Regions from separate parts of the Homo sapiens genome. Here region 1 is linked to region 2. A link is an interaction called in ENCODE POLR2A ChIA-PET data of the cell type or tissue named here. Cell type or tissue: CD4-positive, alpha-beta T cell. All regions are shown on one strand. Links, peaks and the distances in the headings refer to the core of each region. The heading gives the core; the rest is flanking DNA. Region 1 overlaps ZZEF1 (zinc finger ZZ-type and EF-hand domain containing 1). Region 2 overlaps ZZEF1 (zinc finger ZZ-type and EF-hand domain containing 1).

Region 1 (4,391 bases), core at 260-4,259, 53 kb before region 2:
GTCAAACCTGTGAGCTAGGCTGGACACAGTGGCTCATGCCTGTAACCCCGACACTTTGGGAGGCAGAGGTGGGAGGATTTCCTGAGGCCAACAGTTTGAGACCATCCTGGGTAACATAGTGAGATCCAGTCACTACAAAAAATGAAATAAAAAATTAGCTGGGCATGGTGGTGTTTGCCTGTGGGCCTACTTAGGCTGAGGCAGGAGGATTGTTTGAGCCCAGGAGTGTAAGGTCGCAGTGAGTTATGATTGTACCACTGCACTCCAGCCTGGGCAACAGAGCGAGACCCTGTGTCTAAAAAACAAAAGAGAAAAATGAAAAAAACCACGTGAGCTGATTTCTTACCAAGAAAAGGAAGCACAGAAGTTTTATTTTTTTTTTTAAGGTTTTGTTTTTGTTTTGCCTTTCTGAAAAAATGTCATTGCATATTTGGTGGCAGTGTTATTTTAAAAGAGTCTATCCGATTCTGTTGACTTAAATTATTGCTTCTGCTACTACATTGAGACTAACTAAAATTGCTGATTTATCACTTAACTTTTAGACAATAGTTTAGCCTTTACATAGATTTCTTTTACATAGAGACATCCAGGGCTCTGGGAAAAGGTAAGAGTTCAATAATTGGGATAGTTCTTAGTATTACTGTTAGTGGAGTTGTGTGAATTGTTGGTAGTATGGATTCTTAAAATTGCCTATAGAATTGCTCTTTCATAGAACTAGATCATAGAGCGTCTGTGTGAATTAGAGAAGTTTCCTTTGGATTTAATTTTCTTAGTTTTGGTGACTCATTTTGCACATTGTCTTTATAAATTTTTGTTGGCTTGAACTCCATGTAATGAAACAGGAAGCATGAAATTGGTTTTAGTCTTGTCATTTTGATAGGCAGAATTGTTAAGAAAATTCAGAGTCCCAGAAAAAAAAGCTTATTTATTGCTGAGTTATATCATTTAGAGACGTTTGAAAGAGAAAGGCAACCTTGGGTCTAGCAGAAGACTTTTTCATGAGTTGTTAAAGGATAATTACCAACAATCAAAAAAGGAAAATAGTGACTGTCATACAAATATAAGTGAACACATTCATACTTTTAATTTATTTACTTTAATTTATTTATTCATTCATTCATTCATTTGAGACAGGGTCTCACTCTACTGCCCAGACTGGAGTGAAGTGTTGTGATGATAGCTCACTGCAACCTCCACCTCCCAGGCTCAAGCGATCCTCCCACCCTGGCCTCCCAAGTAGCTAGGATTGCAGGTGTGCACCACCGTGCCCAGCTGATTTTTTTTTTTTTTTTTTTTTGAGTTGGAGTCTCACTCTGTCACCCAGGCCGGCTGGAGTGCAATGGTGAGATCTCAGCTTACTGCATCCTCCGCCTCCCGGGTTCAAGCGATTCTCCTGTCTCATCCTCCTGAGTAGCTGGGATTACAGGTGTGTGCCACCACGCCCGGCGAATTTTGTGTTTTTAGTAAAGATGGGGTTTTCACCATGTTGGCCAGGCTCGTCTCGAACTCCTGACCTTAAGTGAACTGCCTGCCTCAGCCTCCCAAAGTGCTGGGATTATAGGTGTGAGCCACCACACCCACCTTGATTTTTGCTTTTTTTTTTTTTTTTTTTGGTAGAAATGGGGTCTCACTGTGCTGCCCAGGCTGGTTTTGAGGCTCAAGTGATCCACTGGCCTCAGCCTCCCAAAGTGCTGGGATTACAGGCATGAGCTACTGTGCCTGGCCCAGACTTTTTATTTAGCTCATTAATTAATGAGGGAACCAGTAAGATGTTACAAACAGTTCTAAGGAGAATTCATAAAATACATGTAGACTAACAAGAATGCTAAAATTAATTTACAAATAGATAGAATGTTGGTCAGTATCCATAAGGAATAATCAGCAACATTTCCACAGAACACAGTGTTTAGTTCTGTGGACAAGAATCATGTGCATCACTACCAGTGTTCTACAACTTACAGAATTGTAAAATAGTTTAGAGACCATAAAAGGCAGAGACGACCGAAAGGGTATGTTGGCTAGGACACCCAGTGATTCTTTTTTTTTTTTTTTTTTTTTTTTCCCATTTCAAAGCCTTTCATAACCTTTCCTGACAAAGTGTTGTAGAAGCTAACTAATCCCTTTCTCAGCCACTAAGCCAGTAGGCTTTATCAGCCCAGGCAGCCATCAGCCATGGTTGTAGGTGTGGCTCAGGAAGATGATTGATTGTCCAGTCTTTTGTCGCTTTGGCTTAAATGTTTTATAAACATTTCTTTTCTTTTTCTTTTTCTTTTTCTTTTTTTTTTTTGAGACGGAGTTTCACTCTGTTGCCCAGGCTGGAGTGCAGTGGCACAATCTCCAAGCTCCGCCTCCCGGGTTCACGCCATTCTCCTGTCTCAGCCTCCCGAGTAGGTGGGACTACAGGCGCCCGCCACCACACCTGGATAATTTTTTGTATTTTTAGTAGAGACGGGGTTTCTCCGTGTTAGCCAGGATGGTCTCCGTCTCCTGATCTCGTGATCCACCCGCCTCGGCCTCCCAAAGTGCTGGGATTACAGACGTGAGCCACTGTGCCCGGCCTAAACATTTATTTTCTTATTGTTACCTCAGAGCAGGGCTGCCTGTGAGGTGGAGGGGATTGTGCCCTGGGAAAGTTGAACCTGGTCAGTTCTCTGCTTACCTGGGGCTTTATCATCGGGGTTGCCTCTGTCCAAAGAGGACATTTTTCTCTAATTTTCGTGAAGATATCAGACCAGTTACCCCCCATGACTCAAAGGATATGGTTTGTTTTTGTTGATCTTAGTTCTTAGGGCTATAAAAATGGGTTAGTTCCCTAACTTGAGTTTTCCCTTTTTTCAGGTTTTCTTACGGAAACTGGAAAAACCAGAGCCAGCACTATTTTTTCTACCGGAACTGAATCTGCCTTCCAAGTTACACAGATAAGAATTATGGTAATTTTCGTGCTACCTTCTTTAAGCAATGTTACTACTTTTGTTTTCAATTTTTATGGGTACATAGTAGGTATATATATTTGTGGGGTACATGAGGTGTTTTGATACAGGCATGCAATGTGAAATAATCATACAGAGGATGAGGATGAGCTATTCATCCCCTCAGGCATTTAGTCTTTGTGTTATAAACAATCCATTACACTGTTGTAGTTACTTTTCCATGTACAATTAGGTTATTATTGAATATTACCTTTTATTACATTTCAGAAGTCCACGTCATTGGTGTTTTGGTTTTTTTTTTTAAAGTCAGACCTATGGCTGACCATGTCATTGGTTATTCATTGAACATTTAATGATGATTTACTCTGTGTCAGGCCTGTAGCAGAGGGCAGGGACACAAAGATGGATAGACTGTAAAGTCTTTGAAATGGTGAGAATATAAGGATTGAGAAAGTTAAGGAACATTTCTTGGGAAACAGCTTTCTTATTTTTTGAGGGCTTAATATGTTTGAAATATTTTTCATTGGTCTCGTTTTGTTTTAACCTGTTTGAATTTAACCATGCTGGAAACAAAACGGCCACAGAACTTTTGCCCCTTTGATAGACTTCATCCTAATCTCTGTTTCCAGGTTCGACGTGGTGGCATTGGTGCCCAGTGTGGGTTGGTGTTTGCCTATAACTCATCTTCAGATAAATTTTGTGCGGAAGAACACTTCAAAAGGTTTGAAAAATATGACAAATGGAAGCTTCAGGAGCTCAGGCAATTTGTAAAAAGCAGGTAAGAAGGTAAAAAATCTTTGTAGAACAAAGATCTACAGAACAAAAATCTTTGTAGTTAATAAGAATGTATTCATGCTCATTGGTGAACTGTGCTTGCTTGTCTTTATAGAAAAGGCGCCACTAATCCATCTCAGTGGCCATAAGCCTTCATTGCTTTCTAGTAGCATATCTGAAGATGTGTATGTTAATTTGTTCATAGCATGTTACTCAGTCCCTTTTGTGGCCAGGGGCACACATCTTCACAATGGCTGGGTAATGATCTATCTATGCCTGAATTGTGGACAGCCTGCAGTCTTTAGCCATTGCCCCAACCCCCCTTCTCCCATTCCTGCTTTTAACACAAATACTTATTAAGTACCTACTGTGTGCCAGGCCTGATGCTAGGTGCTGAAGATACCGTAATGAGGAAATTGGCACAGTTCTTGCTTTATATAGCTTACTGTTTAGCTCAGAAGACAGGTAAGAAAACTTGCAGTATCAACAGTGTTATGAATGTGCTGTAGGGGAGAAAGGGCGCTGTGGGGACACAGGGCAGAGCGGCCCTCCTGATCAGAGACATCTTTCTGGAGCAAGTGTTGTTATGCTGTTTATGAAGGATGAGTTGGAGTTGATCGGCCACTGGAAGGAGAATGTCCTAAGCAGAGAGGGCAGCTTCATGGGCCCAGAGGTGAAGCATGGCAC
Region 2 (4,391 bases), core at 68-4,067:
CAAAGAGTGAAAGTCAACGTTTGGCCTTCTCAGACCTGAAGCTGGGGTGCCTCCACCATGCACATAACACTTCCCATGTAGCCACAGTTCCACACATAAGCCTGTGTGACAATAGGGAAAGGCACCCTGAGGGTCCCAGGAGTGCAAACAGTCACTGGGGGGATTCTGAGTGACTTCTCAGGAAATGCAGCTGACAGCTGTCACCTTGCCCATCTGGGCAGCTCACCACTAGACTCCTGATTCTAGAAAAGTCTCCCACCTCCAGAAAGGGCCCCTTTAACAAGTCTCATTGCCAAAGTGGGATTCTCAAAAGGGCATCAAAGGTATGTTTATTCTGTTTTTTAAAATAAAGAGGCCGGGCGTGGTGGCTCATGCCTGTAATCCCAGTACTTTGGGAGGCCAAGATGGGTGGATCGCAAGGTCAGGAGATCAAGACCATCCTGGCTAACACAGTGAAACCTCATCTCTACTAAAAATACAAAAAATTAGCTGGGTGTGGTGGCGGACACCTGTAGTCCCAGCTACTCGTGAGGCTGAGGCAGGAGAATCACTTGAACCTGGGAGGCGGAGCTTGCAGTGAGCCGAGATGGCGCCCCTGCACTCCAGCCTGGGTAACAGAGCGAGACTCCATCTCAAAAAAAAAAAAAAACAAGAACAAAAAAACAGCATCTAGGAAACAGCAGCTAGGAAAGAATGCTAAAACCTGGTAGAAAGGGTGTGATTAGTTAGGTTTAGGAGTAGCATCCGGTTTTGTTTGATCAAGTGACATGTGTGGTTGGCTTTATGTACACCTTCCATGTTAATTAACAAAGGCAAATTCTATAGAAAAGTAAGAGAGGAAATATATACAACCCACAACTCTGTCCCACAGCCCACAGAATGCCAGTTTCTACAGCAATAAAATAGCTTCATCTGTGGCAGTGAAAACAATGTCATATTTCTAGGCTATAGAATTGATGTAGTCTTATCTTCATCATATTAAAGATAATGTTAGATACCAAGAATTTTCTAATTATTCTGTAAATAAAGGTTTGTTTGGTTTTCATACTGAAGAAAACAAAGTACATTAACGATAGTCACCAGAGTGTACTAGAAGGGAAGTCACAACTTTTTATACTCACAGAGTCAAAAGAAAAAGAAAGAAAGAATTTCATAGCTTTGTCTTTTTCCTCTGGGAACAACTTTCCATGCTTGGTTTCTGAAAGCTGAATAGAATGTATGAGAGGTTTTTAATAGAGCCATTTCTTATGGGACTGCAGGCTCTGACAGAGGGACATTTGGAAGATGGGGGATGCGATGCAATGGTTACTATCTTATTTTTTTTTTGAGACAGAGTCTTGCTCTGTCGCCCAGGCTGGAGTGCAGTGGCGCAATCTCGGCTCACTACAACCTCCTCCTCCTGGGTTGAAGCGATTCTCCTGCCTCAGCCTCCTGAGTAGCTGGGATTACAGGCTCACGCCACCACGCCCAGCTAATTTTTGTATTTTTAGTAGAGATGGGGTTTCGCCATGTTGGCCATGCTGGTGTTGAACTCCTGACCTCAAGGGATCTGCCCGCCTTGGCCTCCCAAAGTGCTGGAATTACAGACATGAGCCATCACACCCAGCCCGACAGTTACTGTCTTAATTAGAATATAGATTTACCATAAGAAATGAGTGGCATAGGCGAGGCCTGGTAGCTCACGCCTGTAATCCCAGCACTTAAAGAGGACGAGGTGGGCAGATCACGAGGTCAAGAGATCGAAACCATCCTGGCCAACATGGTGAAACCCTGTCTCTACTAAAAATACAAAAATTAGCTGGGCATGGTGGCACGCACCTGTAGTCCCAGCTACTCAGGAGGCTAAGGCAGGAGGATCGCTTGAACCTGGGAGGTGGAGGTTGCAGTGAGCCGAGATCACACCACTGCACTCTAGCCTGGTGACAGAGTGAGACTCTATCTCAAAAAAACACACAAAAAAGAAAAAAGAAATGAGTGGCATTTTCTAATGGCATTCAAAAGTTTTTTAGTCTATGAAGACTGGCTAATCATTAAAAAGTTATCATAATCATGGAGCAAACTTTGTTATAAGAAACCTTAATTCTTTTACACTTTTGTTTTTTTAGGGAAAGAGAGCTGTTCATGAGGAAATCAGACCTGTAGATTTCAAGCAGAGAAATAAGGCAGATAAAGGTGTATCATTATCGAAGGATCCTTCATGCCAGACCCAAATTTCAGATTCACCTGCAGATGCTAGCCCACCTACAGGACTTCCAGGTAAAGACTATTTGACCATTATCTTCATCTCTTTCATCTTAAAATGCACATATACCCATCCCTGAGCTGTTTGTGGCACACAGCTTGACATTGGCTAGACGCCAGGGGTGCGTGGTTTCTCAGTTCTGTTCAGATGGTGCTGATGACACCTCGAATGTCATCTTTCTTCACTTTGACTGCTTTCCTACCTTATTTATTTCCTGTATTTACTAAGTGCTTTCTATATGCCAAACACAGTGCTAGACCTTGGGGATGAAACAGGGACTGAATCAGACAGATAGACATGTGGTTCCTGCCCTCATGGAGCTCACAGTCTAGGAGGGCTTAAGACACAGGTGCAGGTAACTGTAATTTGAGGCGGAATGAGGTGTAAGTGGGTGTTGACAGTGATTGGTGTCTCTCTGGGGCAGACTGTATCCTCATAAAGCTTTAGAGAGGAAGAGATCTAGGGGACCTTGAATGTGCTAGGATCTGCAATAGGGATGGGCGTTCGGAGAAGAAAGGCCAACAGGAGCAAAGGCCCTAAAGTAGAGAAGTCCCTCTTGGCAGGTGTGTAGGGATGGAGTGGAACACTAGAGGATGATAAAGGAGAGATGCTGCTGAAGGCCTCAGCCTGCCAGAGGATAGCAGCAGCAAGGTCAGAGCTGGCTTAGGAGGATTGAGGAGCATGCTGTGGGCTCAGGAGACTGGAGGCAAGTCCCAGCCTCCTCCTTATGGTGGCCCAGGAGTGCAGGATCTTCCCCACCTTCCTGCTCTGTGATGGCGGGGTGAGCACCTGGCCTTCTGCCCTCTCTATCTGATGCTTATCTATGCAGTGTGTATAATTCTGAGTTCCAGAAAACAGTCTGACACTCCACATCAATCCAAATCATCAAAATTCACTGGAGTCTCATTCCCCTGAGGATCAGCATCCTGGTTCATAGGCAGTTTATTCATTCATCAAGTATTAAGTACCTGCCATGCTCCAGAAACACCTCTAGGTGCTTGAGATACATCACTGAAAGAAACAAAAATCTGAAAGAAGGCAGACAGTAAACAATAAATATAAATTATGTGGAATGTGAAAAGGTGATGAAATGCTGTGAGCACAGCAGAGCAGGCTCAGGGAGATGGGGAGGGCGGGGGTAAGAGAGCTCTGGGAGGACAGTCTTTCATTTAAACAGGGCTCAGGCAGGCCTCCTGGAGAAGGAAACAGCTGAGCGCAGACATGCCCAGCCATAGGCTTTTAAAATCCCAGCTTTAGGCCGGGAGCAGTGGCTCAGGCCTGTAATCCCAGCACTTTGAGAGGCCAAGGTGGGCGGATCACTTGAGGTCAAGAGTTCGAGACCAGCCTGGCCAACATGGTGAAACCCCGTCTCTACTAAAAATACAAAAATTAGCTGAGCAAGGTGGCGCACGCCTGTAATCCCAGCTACTTGGGAGGCTGAGGTAGGAGAATTGCTTGAACCCGGGAGGTGGAGGTTGCAGTGAGCCGAGATTGTGCCATTGCACTGCAGCCTGGGCAACAGAGTGAGACTCCCTCTCAAATTTAAAAAATAAATGAATAAAATCCCAGCTTTATTCCGTAGCAGCACAGGGGACAGTGCAGTGGTTTACTTGCCTCTTCATACATGTGGAGATGCAGGCAAATTCTGAAAGTTTGTTTTACCACTTAGATGCTGAAGATTCAGAAGTGTCATCTCAGAAGCCCATAGAGGAAAAAGCAGTTACTCCAAGCCCTGAGCAAGTGTTTGCTGAGTGTTCCCAGAAGAGGATTTTGGGATTACTAGCAGCCATGTTACCTCCCTTAAAGTCGGTAAGGGCAATTTATTTTTAAAAGTGGGGGTGGTGGTATGCATAGAAGAAGGTTTTGGAAAGCCACATACTGAAACAAATGATGACAATCATCTCTGTAGCCTTAAGGGTAGGATTAGAAGTTATAATTATTTTCTTCTGACCCTTCCTATATTTTGTAAATATATATGTGTGTGTGTGTATAAAACAATATATTTATATATAATGCTTATAATGATTTTTTTCTACCTTTTTATTTTGAAAAGTTTTAAGCTCATAGAAAACTTCAAAGAACAATGAATGAAGGTCTTCACCTAGATTCACCAGTTGTTAATATTTTGCTTTATCTCTGTTTATATTTT

The links. Peaks named below come from ENCODE experiments on the same cell type or tissue, not always from the same donor. Only the 100,000 strongest peaks of a DNase experiment are listed, where the experiment ranks them.
Region 1: POLR2A ChIA-PET joins it to region 2 with 5 read pairs; 4 of 35 experiments call an interaction of 5 or more read pairs at or near these places.

Annotation. Positions count from the first base shown.
Region 1 is chr17:4,095,148-4,099,538 of GRCh38, reverse strand. ZZEF1 (zinc finger ZZ-type and EF-hand domain containing 1) reads left to right here. Exons shown (of 55, transcript NM_015113.4): 10 at 2,839-2,930; 11 at 3,560-3,708. Among named protein-coding and RNA genes, the nearest start is that of ZZEF1, 46 kb to the left of the region's middle. In CD4-positive, alpha-beta T cell, for the core only: no CTCF peak of the experiment used is centred there; no DNase peak of the experiment used is centred there.
Region 2 is chr17:4,042,089-4,046,479 of GRCh38, reverse strand. It overlaps ZZEF1 (zinc finger ZZ-type and EF-hand domain containing 1), which reads left to right. Exons shown (of 55, transcript NM_015113.4): 38 at 2,106-2,256; 39 at 3,912-4,051. Among named protein-coding and RNA genes, the nearest start is that of LINC01975, 67 kb to the right of the region's middle. In CD4-positive, alpha-beta T cell, for the core only: no CTCF peak of the experiment used is centred there; a DNase peak (open chromatin) is centred at 2,369; H3K27ac peaks cover 1,069 bases.